Regions from separate parts of the Homo sapiens genome. Here region 1 is linked to region 2. The links are chromatin loops, found by intact Hi-C in ENCODE. Cell type or tissue: IMR-90. All regions are shown on one strand. Each heading gives the region's core, and the rest is flanking DNA. Links, peaks and the distances in the headings are about the cores only.

Region 1 (8,335 bases), core at 314-8,313, 260 kb after region 2:
TCCTGACCTCATGCGATCTTCCCTCTTTGGCCTCCCAAAGTGCTGGGATTATAGGCATGAGCCACCACACCAGGCCTGCATTTTCCTCTTTATTTCACAGGTGACAAGATATCTAGCTTTGAGGTTCAGCTCTGATGGTACCCAAGAAATGGAGACAGCTGGAACCCTGAGTGACCCCTTCAATAGAACATTGAGGACTTGAAGCCAAAAATCCTAGCTCTGTGATCCATAGCTATAAGTGGACAACCAAGTAGGATCCGTGTTTAGGTGGTCCTGAGTTTTCTCATATGAAGGTATGATCCACTAAATATTGAACTTTCTCTGATCAAGGAAGTAGGGCTTTGGAGCCACTGAAATTTGTGTGGAGATAATAGTGAGAGTAGACCACACACATTGGAGAAGTTACCTTTTAGGTTATTGAAAAGATCAAGAGCAGTGCTGGCACAGAGTAGGACTTCAATAAATGTGAATTACCTTGATGTGTTTGGAGTACAAGCCCAAGTCGGCAAAAAATGTCCTGGATGCTGGACAAAAACCTCCATGGTGGCCCAGATCTCAAGGGGCATTAAGCCAAAGAGATCAGCTATCAGGGCGCAGTGCGAAAGAAACATTGACTCAGGAAGAGGAGACAAGGTGTCAATCTGGAAATTAGCTGGGAGGAGGCAGAACAAGAAAGGCAAGCCACGAGGCCTCCAACTGGAAGGGCAGGAGGAGACCCAGGGGTGCAGAGACTTAGCCAAAATTACACATTTATACAGAGCAAAGAAGGGACCAGAGCCTAATGGCTCTCTTCTCTTCCTTTAACTTACTATTATTATTATTATTATTATTATTAGAGACAGGCTGCAGTGCAGTGGCACGATCTCGGCTCACTGCAACCTCTGTCTCCCAAGTTCAAGCGATTCTCGTGCCTCAGCCTCCCAAGTAGCTGAGATTACAGACACATGCCACCATGCCTGGCTAATTTTTGTATTTTTAGTAGATGGGGTTTCACCATGGTGACCAGGCTGGTCTCGAACTCCTGACCTCAAATGATCTGCCTGCCTCAGCCTCCCAAAGTGCTGGGATTATAGGCATAAGCCACCACACCCAGCCTAACTTTAAACTTTGATACAATTTTAGACTCACAGAAAAGTTACATGAATAATAAAAATAATTCTCATAGGCCTACATACTTTTCACCCAGATTCCCCCAATGTTAACATTTTATCACTTTGCTTTATCCTGTATCTCGATCTATCTCCACATCTGCATCCTCACTAGTATTATATTTTTTCTGAACTGTTTGAGACACAATGTCCCTTTACATATTTCAGTGTGTATTTCCTAAAAATAAGAACATTCTCTGAATGTACAATGACAAAATTCAGGAAATTAACATTGATACAATACCTTTATCTAGTAAACAGGCCTTATTCAGATTTCACCAATTGTCCCAATACTGTCCTTTAAAGAACAGCATTTTGCTTTAAAGCAAAAGATAATCCCACATCATGCATTGCATTCAGTTGTCACGTGTCTGCAGTCTCCTTTAATCTGCAACACTTCCTCAATCTTTGTCTTTCATGATATTGACATTTTTGAAGAATACGGACCAGCTATTTTGTAGAATGTTTTTCAAGTGACATTTGCGTGATGTTTCCTCATGAGTAGATTTAGGTTATGCTATTTTTTTTTTGCAGGAATAACACAAATATGATGTTGTGTTGTTGTGTTTTCCCCAGTGCATCACATCAGGAGGCAAATGCTGTGGATTTTTCTCATCTCTTGTAACACTAACTGATCAGTTAGTTAAGGTGGTATCTGCTAGGTTTTATCATTGGAGGGTTATTAGTTTTGCTTTGTCATTAAGAATCTGGAGGGCGGATACTTTGAGACTATCTAAATAGTCTGTTATTTCTCAAACTTGCCCACTCCTTAGCATCCATTAGTGTTCTTACTTGAATCAATTATCATTAGGACGGTTGCCAAATGGTAGAACCCAGACTCTTGACCTTTCTATTTCAATCAGCAAATAATGTGCATGGCCTTCACATCTTCTGCATAGGCCTCCATGCCTTCGCTCACGGCTTCCTCTCTCTTGAAACATCCTTCTACCCCTTAATATTTGCCAACTTTTTTTTTCAAGACCCTCTGAGGATTCATCTCCAAGGATCGACTTCCTGTTTCACCTCAACCTACAGTGACCATTCTCTTCACCTCCTTTGTACTCCTGCCTTTAACATTTCTCAGTTTCCAAGCATTTCTTGAATGTTGGCTTTTCCTTACCATGTGACTAGGGCTATGTTATCTTTGACAACATATTTTATAAACTCTCTGCAGTTAAGGATGAGTTTTTTAAAATTTCCAAAATTTTGAGGGAGGATATGTGGTCCTAGTGTGTGTGAGCCACCACACAAATTCAACAGCACCCCAAATGCTCACCACTGCCCTCTTCATCAAGACAGGATCATTGATCAGGTGCTTGGACACTGTGGCAAAGTAAAATCACCTTAAACATTTCTAAACCCTCCATTTCTGTATTTAACATGGGCCAATAACATTTCAGTAACCCATATTAGGACAACTCCTTCCTCTTCCTACATCCATCCCACTCTTAGACCCGAGAGAGAGAGAGAAAATGATGGTAATCAGATGAAAAATAAAATCGTTTTCCCCCGATTGCCTCCATTCCATTTGATTTTGACAAGATTCCTCTCTGTGACATAATAACCACCAAAGAAGCCTGAGGCTTCATGGATAAGGAAGTAATAAACAGCATCTTCTAATTGAGAAGGAGTTTGAAGGACATAAAGGGAACATTAAGATTAAGGGAAATAACTCCTGACAGCATAATATTCTGAAGGAATAGGCAGATCTGCATTTGCCCTTTGAATAATTGAGTCTACAGCAATCAAATGGATAAACCAACTTCCACTCCATCTCCCTTGGCAAAAACAGAGCTCTTCATGTGCAATTCCAATATAATAAAAGATTGCCATTTTTGAGGCTGGGTGTGGTGGCTCACACTTGTAATCCCAGCATTTTGGCTAAGGCGGGCGGATCACCTGAGGTCGGGAGTTCGAGACCAGCCTGACCAACATGGAGGAATCCCAGTCTCTACTAAAATACAAAATTAGCCGGGCGTGGTAGTGCATGCCTGTAATCCCAGCTACTCGGAAGGCTGAGGCAGGAGAATTGCTTGAACCCAGGAGGCGGAAGTTGTGGTGAGCCGAGATCATGCCATTGCACTCTAGCCTGGGCAACAAGAGCGAAACTCTGTCTCAAAAAAAAAAAAAAAAAAAAAGATTGTCATTTTTAAAAAGTTTGTCAACTCTCTATTACATGCCGCTCAGGCACCGTGGTCAGTACTGGGAATGAAGAGGTAAATAAAACACAGTTCTTGCCCTCATGGAGCTGATATCCCACTGGGGGAGGCAGGGGTAAGCCCACAGGGGAGAAAAATAAGAAACCTTGAGAACATAGGAGCAAAGTTGAGTACAGGTGGGAGGTGGGGAAGGAAGATATGGTCTCCCAGCAAAGATGCCAGCTAGGCAGAGGTGGGCAGGAGCTCCCCACACTCAAAGGACTGCCTAAGCCCTGGTGTGACTGGGCACAGAAAGGCAGAAAGGGCCTGGATGAGGCTGGACGAGCCAGCAGAAGCCAGACGTGGGCCCTGGGGGCTAAAATCTGAGTCCTAGCATTGATTGAGAAAGCGATTGAGAATGCTTGACAAGGGAAGTGATGGAATGAGATTGCATTTTTAAATGGATCTCTCTATCATAGAATGTGCTGGCGGGGTCAGAGTGGGCTTACTTAGCAGGACTAGTTAGGGGGCTCTTGACTGGGTCTGGGCCGGAGAGGACACTGGCTTGGATGAGACAGTGGAATCTCTTGCTCTTTTCATCTTTGGGGGACCTGCCAACAACCAAACTAATTAAATTCTTGTAGGGTTGAGCGGGCAGCATTCCCATTTATTCAGATGGAAACACTGTTAGAGGGGGCCCTAATCAAGGTATTTCTGCCCCCTACGGGTGGTGAAGAGAAACAGCTTCTTGGAGAGGCAGAGAGTACAAGCCACATGGAGCCCAGGTATGTGGGCTGCTGAAAGATTGTTACGGGACTGAATACTTCCCCTGTCAATGCACAGGAGGCCATTCCTAGCTCCTTCTGCCCCACCACTGATGTTGTTTTCATCCAGCATATCTTAAAAAGGACAGGCCTATAATAGGAAATTAAAGCTGGGTTTTGGCTTAGAACCTATGAACAACCCAGTTCCCTATCCAGCAAAAGTCCCACTGATTGGGAACGGAGGGGAGGGCTGGGTGAATTAGACTGAATTTTCAATTACAGCATGTTTTAAAAAAAAAAAAAAACACAGCATGATGACTTTCAAGGACAAAGGTGAACCAATTAGGAGTAAATGGTTTTCCTTTCTCTAATAGGCTAAGAGGCAGCCACGGTGTTATTACCCACAGGTGTGCTCCCATCGGCCGTGAGGCATATTGCTAATGACAAGAATAAGAAAATATTCATAATAAGGCAGTTATCACCTACTGAGTATTTACCATTAGCAGGCACATTGCCAAGCATTTAGTTTGCATAATCAGATCCAATCCTAACGGACCCTCCAGCATAGGAGTTCTATTATCATACCCATTCTGCAGATGAGAATGCTAAGACTCAAAGAGGGTAAGTAACTCACCCAGCGCCACACAGCCTATAAGTGAGGGGGTCAGAATGGGAATCTGAGATTGTCTGACTTCCAAGCCTATAGTCTACTTCTAACAATGGAGAAGACATCAATGGTTTTGTGTGAATTACTTATTTTGTAAATTAAAGTGAGTTCATGGTCATCCCTCTGTGAATGTCACTCTCAGTTGCAAGTACTGGTGGCTCCAGGGAGTGTGTATGACCCTGGGTGTATCAAAGACATGGGTCCTGCTGGCAAAGGTCATGTGCCTTCTATGTTCAACAGGAGAAAGGCTGAGAACTAATGGCCTGGTGAAGAGATAGCAGACTGATCCCAGGGAAAAGATGTCTGTGTGGGTCTGTCTTAGACCACCCCTCTTGAACTTTCAGCCTCCTTTCCCCTTTACTCCATGTGCTGGTGGCCTTCTTCAAGGTGCCTGCTTCGCATCCCCAGGGCTGTATGGCTCTGTGACTCCCTGGCCTCTGAAATGCCCTGCATGGATCATCTGAATCCTAGGGACAGCCTCCCGCTATGGGGTCCCAGGCAGTGAGGCTTGCTGGGACCCAGGAAGCTCCTCATCTAAAAATAAACTGAGCGGCCCCTAACTTCAGCCCCTCTAATCCAGTCTTCCCAAAAGCAGGCAGAGGAAAGTTTTGAAGGTCAGGCCGACACTCTCGCTCACCTTGAGATGCCTCAGCAGTTCCCCTTACCTTTGGTACATGGTTCAAATGATGCTTCCTGGACCTGCCCTCTTCTTACTTCTCCAGGCCTGGCTCTTTCTCTCACTCTACCCTCACTCTACCCTCCAGCTATATTCAGCTGTTAGCAGTTCTCCAAATGCCCTCGTGTACTCTCGCCTCTCTTGCCTTTGTCTGTGCTGAAGCTGCCACCTGTAATGCAGTTTCTTCCCACTCCCTACTTCCTAAGACTCAGAGCTGGAAGTGGTAGCACATGCCTATAATCCCAGCACTTTGGGAGGCTGAGATGGGTGGATCACCCGAGGTCAGGATTTCAAGACCAGCCTGGCCAACATGCTGAAACCCCGTCTCTACTAAAAATAAAAAAATTAGCAGGGCGTGGTGGTGGGCGCCTGTAATCCCAGCTACTCGGGAGGCTGAGGCAGGAGAATTGCTTGAACTTGGGAGGTGGAGGTTGCATGAAGTCGAGATCGCACCCACTGCATTCCAGCCTGGGTCGAGCAAGACTCTGCCTCAAAAAAAAAAAAAAAACACAAAAAAAAACTCAGCTCTGGGGTTACCTTTTCTGGGACACTTTTCCTGACTTCCCTTGCACCTCTGTCTGCATTCCGGCCTTCTTCTCCCAACTGTGAGCATATTTCTATAATAGACTTTCTCACATTGTGTTACGGTGGGTGCACGTGTGTGTTTTCTGCTTGTTTCCTCTATTCTCAGTGAGCACCAGGTGAATCACATGCACATTGAAACCTGAGAATCGCTGGTCTCTTTGCCCAGGAGGAAAAGGGGATGGGTTGGATACAGAGCTTGCCAGTCTCTGCCAGTTTTGCTGATGTACCCAATCAGAAGCCATGTCTTTGATTGAAAACCTGTGCTTGTCCCTATCACAGCTGCTTCATAGAGGTTAGGGGTATGAGCTCTGAATTTAGACATACGAGTCTCCACCCTGTTACCACCTATTACCTGTGTGGCTTTGGGTGAGTTGCTTGCCTTCTCTGAGCTTCAGTTTCTCATCTGTTGGGTGGAGATCATTAATAATACAATTAAATGAGATAATTAATGTGAAGAAAATCCTTTCTGCACAGTTCTTGGCACAAAACGAATGCTCAGTACATGCCTGTTATTGTTATGGGTGATGTGTATAAGACAAGGCTTTGATTAAGCACAGACGTTTAATCTCAGCAAAGTCTCAATTCAATTACACATATATTAATTTAGTGCCTTTGTCTTTCAGGGTGTTTGCCAGATGCTGCAAAGAGAAAAAGACTCAATTCTTCCTAAAGAGTTCACAAAAGACTTGGGGGAATAACCTGATCAAACGACTCAAATTCATGGAATGGGACCCACTCCATAAAATAAGGACTCTGAAGTTTCAAAGAGTGTTTGAGAGAAAGAAAAAAAAGCTCACATCCCGTTGAGTGATTAGGAAAGGCTTTATGAATTGGTTAGTATTTGAAAGGGCCTTGAAGTGAGGATACAATTTCATGGGTCTTGGGGTAGAGAGGGCACTCATGGCAGAAGAAAGAGCCTGATCCGAGGCACAGAGGTTCTTCAGAAGATGGCAAGTTTCCAGGTGACTTTTCATATAGGCTGGGTTTGGGAGAGCACTGGGACATAGCCTGGAAATATACATTGATGGCAGAATTTGCATTTAATCCAGGAGGTAAATGGGAAGCCATTGGATGCCATTACTTACCCCACTAATGTCAATATATCTCATGCTTCGAAAGTGCAGTTATATGGGTGGGAAAGATGGCAGATGAGCCCTCTAGTGCTTTTCTGACCACCCGTAGTAGATGCTATTGGTGCCCCACCCAGGTCCCTTGATGGGGCTGCTGCACGCATCCCCTAGCGCCTGCTAGGGTTAGATGCGAACAGCGCACAGTGGCCCCCTTCTCCAAGAATTGCCCTTGACCAACCCAACAGGAGCTGCCTGACCCAGAAGGTGAATGCCCCCCTTCAAGAGGTAGCTCACTGCCAATGACTCATAGTCATGGGGTACAAAAGGTCAGCTCCCTTGCCTCAGGGCAGGACCCACTCCGTGTGCAACTCACACTTCAGAGCTGCCCATGAAGTCAGGCTGAACAAGACCACAGCTGATGCTACATCCTTGTTTAGCACCTTCCCCTGCCCCGTCCAGCTTCCCTCGCAGCCCTTTGCTCCAGACCCAAGACACCACCCTCTCTCAAGGAGAGCTTTTCTTCTTTTGTCCCTCAATTCTTTCTTTCTCTTGTTTGCTTGTGACTCTGGGCCCAAGATACAGCTTCTTTCCTCTTCTCTGGGATTTCACCAGCAAGAGATTGTTGAAAATGTCAGTGACCTGGTCCTGGCCCCTGGGTCATGGACACCAGGACCAACAGATTTTAAAGTGATTGGCGTAGTATGGTGAAAAGTGGGGTAAATAGAGTATGGCTCAGTCATGTCTCCTGGTCCCTGGGGAATATAAAACCAGAAAAAATCAGAGCGCTGTGGCTCATGCTTATAATCCTAGCACTTTGAGAGGCTGAGGCAGGATTGTTTGAGGCCAGGAGTTCGAGACCAACCTGGGCAACATAGTGAGAACTCCGCCTCTCCAAAAGAAATAAAAAATAAAAAGTTATCTGGACATGGCGGTGCACACCTGGGGTGTTAGCTACTTGGGAGGCTAAGGTGGGAGGAAGGCTTGAGCCTAGAAGTTCAAGGCTGCAGTGACTTATGATCGTGCCACTGTATTCTACCCTGGGTGACAGCCAGACCCTGTCTCTAAAAATTTTTTTAAATAAAATATAATAAAACCCGAGAAAAACAGGGAAACAGATTTTTTAGAAAATTATTTCTGCATCTTTTTGATATTCAATCAGTTACAAAATAACAATGATAATGTGGGGTCAATAGGGCTCTTCCTTCTGGGAACACAGCAGGATTGCCCTTTCTTCCCTTTTGAAGTTAAGTGTGGCCACATGACTTGTTTTGGCCAATGAAACATGAA
Region 2 (8,335 bases), core at 69-8,068:
AAGCATAAGGGAAAATAAAAACAAGACCAAGTCAAGAGATGAATAAAAGGCATGGCAGTAGCTTGAGTTAAGAAAGGAAACGGACGTTAAGCAATCCTTATAGACCAGGCCTAGTCTTGCAGCCCCTTTGCATACACACGTTTGATCCTCAGAAGAATTCTCATGTATGCTCTCCTTTGTACAAAAGGGAAAACTTAAGTTGCAATGCAATTAAGTAACTTGCCCAAGGCCACACAGGATGTATACAGAATTTAAAAACCTAAAAATTGGTCTGTAGGCAAAAAAGGAATATTAGAAAAAAAAAAAGAAAATACAAAGCAGAAAAGTTGGGCCAGGCATGGTGACTCATTCCTGTAATCCCAGCACCTTGGAAGGCCAAGGCAGGCAGATCAACTTGAGGTCAGGAGTTCGAAACCAACCTGGCCAACGTGGTGAAACTCCACCTCTACTAAAAATACAAAAATTAGCTGGGCATTGTGGTGGGCGCCTATAATCCCAGCTACTCGGGAGGCTGAGGCAGAAGAACTGCTTGAACCTGGGAGGCAGAGGTTGCAGTGAGCCAGGATAGCATCACTGCGCTCCAGCCTGGGCGACGGAGCGAGACTCCATCAAAAAAAAAAAAAGAAAAGGCAGAAAAGTTGGATTAACTGATAGAACAACATCCCAGGGATGCCCTGACAAAATTATTTTAAAAATTATGTCCGAGCCATGTACAGTGGCTCACAACTATAATTCCAGCACTTTGGGAGGCCAAGGCAGAAGGATCGCTTGAGCCCAGGTGTTGGAGACCCTGTCTCTACAATAAAAATAAAAATTAGGCAGGCATGGTAGTGCAAGCCTGTAGTCCCAGCTACTTGGCAGGCTGAGGCAGGAGGATCACTTGAGCCTGGGAGGTCGAGGCTACAGTGAGCTGTGATTTTGCCACTGTATTCCAGCCTGGGTGACACAGTAAGATCCTATCCCAAGAAATAAATAAAATTAAGCCAGGCACAATGATGCATGCCTGTAATCTCAGGTACTCAGGAGGATGAGGCAGGAAGAATGCTTGAGCCCAAAATTTCCAAGTCTGCCTGGGTAACAGAGTGAGACGTCCATCTCAAAAAAAAAATTTTTTTTAATTTAAAAAACTTTTTAAAAATGAAATACAAAATTTTTACCTAAAGATACATTACGCTACTTCAGAGAAACTTTGAGCCCAAAGACTAGTCTAATCAAGTGTAACTTTAAAAATAAGTTTATTTCCTGGAAATTCATTTAAAGTAATCTAATAGATAGAGATACCACTTCCCTCACATTGTAGTTGAGGACTGAGTAGATATTCAACAAAGTGTTAGCTCCCTGGCACCTTTAATATTATGTTTGCAAAACTACTGAAATTTTTAAAATAGAATCGAATGTCAGCGTTTCCATTTCTTTAAATTAAGAAATATATCGTTGTTCCTTGGTATCCGCAGGGGATTGCTTGCAGGATCCTCCCATACATCAAAATCCACACATACTCAAGACCGGCAGTCAGCTCTCCATATACACTATTCTTGCATCCCATGAATACTGTATTTTCCATCCAAGTTTGGAGGAAAAAAATCCACATATAAGTGGACCCACTCAGTTCAAATCTGTGTTGTTCAAGGGTCAAAGGTACTCCCAATTGTTAACAGTGATTATTTCCTGGTATAAGACTATAGTGGCTCACTTTACACAATATACTTAAGTAACTTTTGAGGCCAGGCATGGTGGCTCATGCTGGTAATCCCAGTGCTTTGGGAGGCCAAAGTGGGAGGATCACCAGAGACCAGCAGTTTGAAACCAGCCTGGGCATCACAGTGAGAGACTCCGTCTCTACAAAAAATACAAAAATTAGCCAAGACTGGTGGCGAGTGTCTGTAGCCCTAGCTACCTGGGAGGCTGACATGGAAGGATTGAGTCCAGGAGTTTCAGGCTTCAGTGGGATATGATGGCACCACTGCACTCCAGTCTGGGTAGCAAAGCGAGACCCTGTCTCAAGAAGTAAATAAATAACTTCTGAATTTCTTATAACAAACATTACTTTTCCAACAAGAAAAATAATCAAGATGATTATTTTATACAGATGTGAAATCAATTAATTTCTAAGAAAAATTTCCATATCAAGATGGTCATTTCCCTGAAATAACTATGAAAACAAGCTAAAAATTAAATAAATGCCTTTTAAATTACATTAGAATTTAAACAAAAATGTATATGGTAGCTTAGGTGGACAGCTGATTTATTTGTATTTAATTATTTAAGCAACTGACAATTTCCAGGACTTAGGGTACCTAAGAAACTGCTGTTTAAGTAAATGACATGTCAGTAAATCCTGTGTGCAAAGTGTACATATCACATTGAATACATGGGAGGAAGGCCAGGACAAAGAATGGCTTACTTACCAATAATTATGAAATAACCTCTGAAAGGTCTTTTTTTTTTTAACATTACAATAGTGACATGGCAACTCCCATTAATTAGTAATATCCATTTAATCAAATAATGACACTCATTATTATAAGCTGTAAGTAAATTACCATATACTATCACTTCTATCTTGGGAATGCTGAAATTAATTCACTTCCTTGACATGTGGATAAGCATGGATGACAGATACAACAGACTTAATGAATCCCATAGTCAAGAGAATAATATTGCCTTGGCATATACACTAGAAAAAATTCACTACACACATCATCATCATGTTCATAAACCAGATCATCTTTCAGTATAAAATTTCAAGTTGTAGCCTCTCTTCTCTGTATGACAGCCTTCTTTCTTTTCACTCTCCTCTGTCCTTCCATCTTCCCTTCCAGAGGCTGTGGAAACAGCCAGCTGCAATTTATTGCAGGTGGCATAACCAAGAAGCTAGAGAGAAAAGAGGCAGAGACTGGAGTAAGCCAGAGGTAACTGCGTCCAGCCAGTTCTCGAGTAGGAGCAACTGAAGCAGAGTGGATAAGGAGGTGTGCAGTGAGGAGGACAACTATGTTCCTGAAGAGGCCACCTGGTCAGTTAGAAATACAAGACAAAGATCATAAGCAGCACCAAAAACAGGAACACAGCAAACGAGGAAAGAGCAGGCAGGCTCCGAGCTGACCATTTAATGAAGCAACACTGGCCGCCGCACTCTACCCATCAAGGCTTGGGTGCTGAGGGATTTACAGTCTTGCTCTAAGTCTGCACATATGAGAAAAAGGGCTATTTTTTAAAAATGCATGTAACATTAAAAGGCAGCTGAGTGAGATAAATAGAAAGGTATGGGAAAAAAAAAAACATAACGTTGGGTACAGGGGTTCACACTTGTAATCCCAGCACTTTGGAAGGCTGAGGCCGGCAGATCCCTTAAGCCCAGAAGTTTAAGATCAGCCTGGGCAACATGGAAAACTCCGTCTCTACAAAACCCAGCTAGGCATGGTGGCGTGCACCTAGTCCCAACTACTCAGGAAGCTCAAGTGGGATGATTACGAGCTCGGGAGATTGAGGCTGCAGTGAGCCATGACAGCACCACTGCATTCTAGCCTACGTGACAGCAAACCCTGTTTCAAAAACAAAAGACTAACACAGGCCTTCCCCTCCCCCTAAAACAAACCAGGAACTAGCTCAGTCACTGAATGTGTCTCAGCCATTATCTAACCTGTCTGTGTAAATGAATGGGTACTTTTAGAATATATGATTAGTAAGGTCTTCTCTGGCTCTAAAATTTCCTGAATCTAATGGATTTAATAATATATATCACACGTGTCACACAGGATGTAGTTACCTTTCTATGTTATGTAAGTTACCATTAGATGGTATGTTACTTCTCAATAGGAAGAGTACAATACAAATAAGAGCACACAGAATCATAGCCTAGCATCAGTACACACCACGCTTCATCATCGTTCATCAAATCCTCTGAGAAACAAATCCTCACAATATCTTCCTTTAAAGCAATTTACGCAGTCATAACAACAAAAAACAATGCCTAAAATCAAACCATCATGCCTCACTTTAAGCACATTGAGAGATGGGGAAATGTGCTTTGTTCACTTGTGAATTTCATTGAGCTTCCATTCTGCTTCTTTCTACAGGACATATTCTAAAGGCATTACACTTTTCTAATTTTCAACAGTCTAAATGAGTTTTCTATATGATATGTGTTTCATATTCCACTTCAAAAAATATAGGTACAGAAAAGGCAAAAAAGTGAATATAATCCGGGGGTCAGTTTCTACGTGGGTTTCTAGGTAGAAAAACCTATCTATGCTGAATGTCAGCTTTATCAAGACCAAGAGCCACCTAGTGGCAAGTGTTATATATTACCAAATCTGCTCAAGCCATATTCATCCAGCAAATAACATTCTGGCAGATGGTAGGTGCTCCACAATTGTGCAAGGTAAGTAAAATAATTGCTCCTTTTCTTATGAAGCTCACTGACAGATTAAACAATCAATTACAGATAAATTTATATAATTGCAGAACAATGTTAAGTGTAACAGAAGTATGCAAAAATAAGCATCCAGCATTTATTAAAGACCTACAATAAGCACAACACTTTGTTAAAAAGGTTCTCTTGTATCTGTTCACCTTACTCAGAACTTTCCCTTTTCTGATTATTTTATCACCAGGTTTTAATTTCAGGTTTTTTCCTACCCTCCCTTCTGAAGGGGGTGTACCCCACTCCCATCTTACCCTTTAAATTCCACACTTCAGAAAAGGGGTAAGGAGAACCTATTTATTGAGCACCTACTATTACCAGAACCAAGCTAGGCATTTTCTTTTTTTTTTTTTGGAGACAGAGTCTCACTCTGTCGCCCAGGCTGGAGTGCAGTGGCGTGATCTCGGCTCACTGCACGCTCCGCCTCCCGGGTTCATGCCATTCTCCTGCCTCAGCCTCCCAAGTAGCTGTGACTACAGGCGCCTGCCAACACGCCCAGCTAATTTTTTGTATTTTTAGTAGAGACAGGGTTTCACCGTGTTAGCCAGGATGGTCTCGATTTCCTGACCTCGTGATCCGCCCGCCTCGGCCTCCCAAAGTGCTGGGATTACAAGCGTGAGCCACCGCGCCCAGCCGGCCCAGTAGGCATTTTCTATCTCTTATTAATCCTCACATCAATACCATGAGGTATTATTTTCTTCCATTTTTTAGACAAAGGAAAAGACCTAGCTTAAGTGAAATGCTCATAGCCACAAACTTATTTTAGTGACTTACAGTACAATTATTCCCAAGTTCCCTACATCACCCTGCCTCAAAAAGAGCTTCTTGGCCTATTCATTCCTAGGCCCACCACCAAAATCAGATTTTGATTATATTTCTCTTATGGTGTCCACCAATTCCAATCTATTTTACACTGTTTACATCCAGCCCTACCTCATCTTAAAACCCTCAATGCCGCCAGGAACGGTGGCTCATGCCTGTAATCCTAGCACTTTGGGAGTCTGAGGCGGGTGGATCACCTGAGGTCAGGAGTTCGAGACCAGTCTCACCAACATGGAGAAACCCCGTCTCTACTGAAAATACAAAATTAGCTGAAAGTGGTGGCGCATGCCTGTAACCCCAACTACTCGGGAGGCTGAAGCAGGAGAATCATTTGAACCCGGGAGGCATATGTTGCGGTGAGCCAAGATCGCACCATTGCACTCCAGCCTGGGCAACAGAGCAAAACTCCGTCAAAACAAACAAACAAACAAAAACCTCAATACCTTACCCTTGTCCTCTGTATCCCTGATTAATATTCAAATAATCACCTTAGGCCATCCATAATCACACCACATTGGGAGACCAAGGCAGAAGGATCACTTGAGCCCGGGAGCTCTGGACCAGCCTGGAAAACATAGCAAGGCTGTCTGTACAAAAAAAATGTTTTAAATTAGCTGGGGTTGCTGGCGCACACCTGGGTTTGGTGGCACACACCTATAGTCCTAGCAACTGGGGAGGGTGAGGCAGGAGGATCCCTTGAGCCCAGGAGGTTGAGGCTGCAGTGAAGTACGACTTTGCCACTGTATTCCAGGCTGAGCAACAGAGCAATGAGACTGTCTCTAAAAAACACCAACCAGCCAAAAAACCAAATAATCAGGTTAGCACTCAAGGTCTTCCAAGAGGCTCCCAATTACTTTTCCAGCTTAATTTCCCATCACTCCCTATCAACTCTCACCTTTTCTATGAACTCCAAATGAAGATAATCATTTACATCTGTGTTCCCACCAACACTAAATATCGGTTACAGCACTTACCATAATCTCCCTTACACAATAATTACCTGTGTACACTCTACCAAGTCATGAGCTTCACCAAACCATTTCTTAGCCATCTTTATAGGACCAGCACAAAGAGTGTCTTATACCTAATAAGTGTTCAACTGCTTATTTAATAAATATATTGTTATTAAAACAATACTAAAAGGAGAGCCACTAAAGCATGGTTATACTATTAACATTTTCCTTAACACCCCTCCTACATGTCTTAGGACCCCAGTGTTTCTGCTTACTCCAAATGGTGTATGGATTAGGAGCTTTGTACAGATCTAGGTAATTTTTTGCATGAAAAATGTTATCAAATTAAAAAAAAAAAAAGATGTGAAAAAACATGCTGGCAAAATCAGGCACAATCTTTGCAGATCTGCAGTTTTCCAAAAGGGAACATATACCTTTGTTCTATTTATGCAAACCAGTCTAAAGCTAGTTTGTACTGGAGGAAATTAAGCTATGTCCATAATAGACTGTTCACATTATTTTAAAAAAACTACAATATTACATTTATATTTCATAAAGCAATACTGTACTTCTATAACACAATATCATACTTATAAAAAAGTTTTATAGAGTGAAAAACTTTTTTTTTGAGACAGGGTCTTTCTCTGTCACCCAGGCTGGAGTACAGTGGCATGATCACCATTCGTTGCAGCCTCAAACTCCTGGGCTCAGGCCATCCTCCTACCTCAGCCTCCCAAAGTGCTGGGATTACAGGCCTGAGCTACTACTGCGCCCAACATTAAATATTTTTTCTCCTGTTATGTAAACTTTTTATGAGAAACTACTCTTATCACTTACAACTCTGATTATCATCTCATTAACAATGCACAGATAATCATTAGCTCTTAGGCTAAGACTACTGAATACAAAAAAAAAAAAAAAAAAAAAAAACCTCCAGGGTCAACTTGATTCTCTAGTGTATTCTGCTTCACATCAAATAGATGCAGTTTTCATTGCAAGGCTTTTGCAACTCAGAATGCATTAAAAAAATGTGTTTTCTATATTTTATTTTTTGTAAACTTAAAATAGTATAAATATTCCCAAGATTGCCGTAAACTTCACCAATATGACTGAAAAGCTCTCAAACTTACCATTATGCATTGTCTCAACACAACAAAATTACACAAATATCTATACGGATAGGTAATTACTACCACTTACAGTGCCTGTGACGCCTTCCCCAACCTCCTACAGTAAATATGACATGTTCGGAAATACATTACCCTTTTTAGACCATTAGGGTATCATTTAATTCCCTTAAGCAGCAGGTCTAATGAGGCATAAGCAACACCATGATGTTGTGCCAGGCCTAAGAGGCATACAGAACTGTGGGCAGGATAAGAGTCTGAGAGATAGTAGCAGCTAGACATTCAACATTCCTACATTGTTACAGCTGCCCAAGCAGAGAAGAGAGCAGTAAGAAATAGACCCCAAAAAGCTGGGGGTGACTCAATGACAACATTCGTGGTCAAGCAGTAATTTAACAAATATGTCTGCTTAAAATGCCAAAGCACATATTTCAAGGGTTGCGGTCCTCTGCACCAAATACATTGCTGCCTTCCTAAAACATGACCCACAAAACCACAGCTTGCAGTATAAAAAGTCCATCTTGAGCCCTGCTCAAGATGAAAGGTTACCAGAGGAAACTGATTCTTATAGTAATTAAAATATTTGTATAGAACGCTTTACTGTTTACAAGTCACTTACACATACACTGTTTCATTTGACCTTATTTCACAAAATTTACCTTATTTGACAGTCACAATGTGCCTGACAGATAAAATATAATTATCATCCCCTATTTTATAGAGGTAGAACCTGAAGCTTAAAGAAATTATCTGTCAGTAATATGTCCATGAGACCTGAGTCTCCATGTAAATTATCAACTTATTATTTGGTTCTATGGCATGGATTCCCCAAAAAGCAGTCTACAGTGTTCTACGGTTTAATCTAACATACATCCCTAGCCATCTAGTACTGAAAACAGTTAAAAATAATGGAATCTTTTGATAAACACTGACAGCCAATCATATAAAAAACAAAAGTGAAATTTAAACTTGTCAGTTTTATACAAATATAATGTAGTATTTTCTAATAA

Evidence for each region. A loop is a pair of places that touch in the nucleus more often than their neighbours do. Peaks named below come from ENCODE experiments on the same cell type or tissue, not always from the same donor. Only the 100,000 strongest peaks of a DNase experiment are listed, where the experiment ranks them.
Region 1: it touches region 2 in a loop (2.8-fold over the local background); 16 of 110 quality-filtered maps call a loop at or near these places.

The regions. Positions count from the first base shown.
Region 1 is chr4:26,065,078-26,073,412 of GRCh38, reverse strand. It overlaps LINC02357 (long intergenic non-protein coding RNA 2357), which reads right to left and starts at 2,659. Exons shown (of 3, transcript XR_925506.3): 1 at 1,393-2,659. In IMR-90, for the core only: a CTCF peak has its summit at 4,001 (motif pointing left); no DNase peak of the experiment used is centred there.
Region 2 is chr4:26,326,336-26,334,670 of GRCh38, reverse strand. All of the region lies in intron 1 of RBPJ (recombination signal binding protein for immunoglobulin kappa J region), which reads right to left. Among named protein-coding and RNA genes, the nearest start is that of RBPJ, 9.5 kb to the right of the region's middle. RefSeq lists an enhancer at 3,430-3,724. In IMR-90, for the core only: a CTCF peak has its summit at 4,284 (motif pointing left); DNase peaks (open chromatin) are centred at 4,280 and 7,740.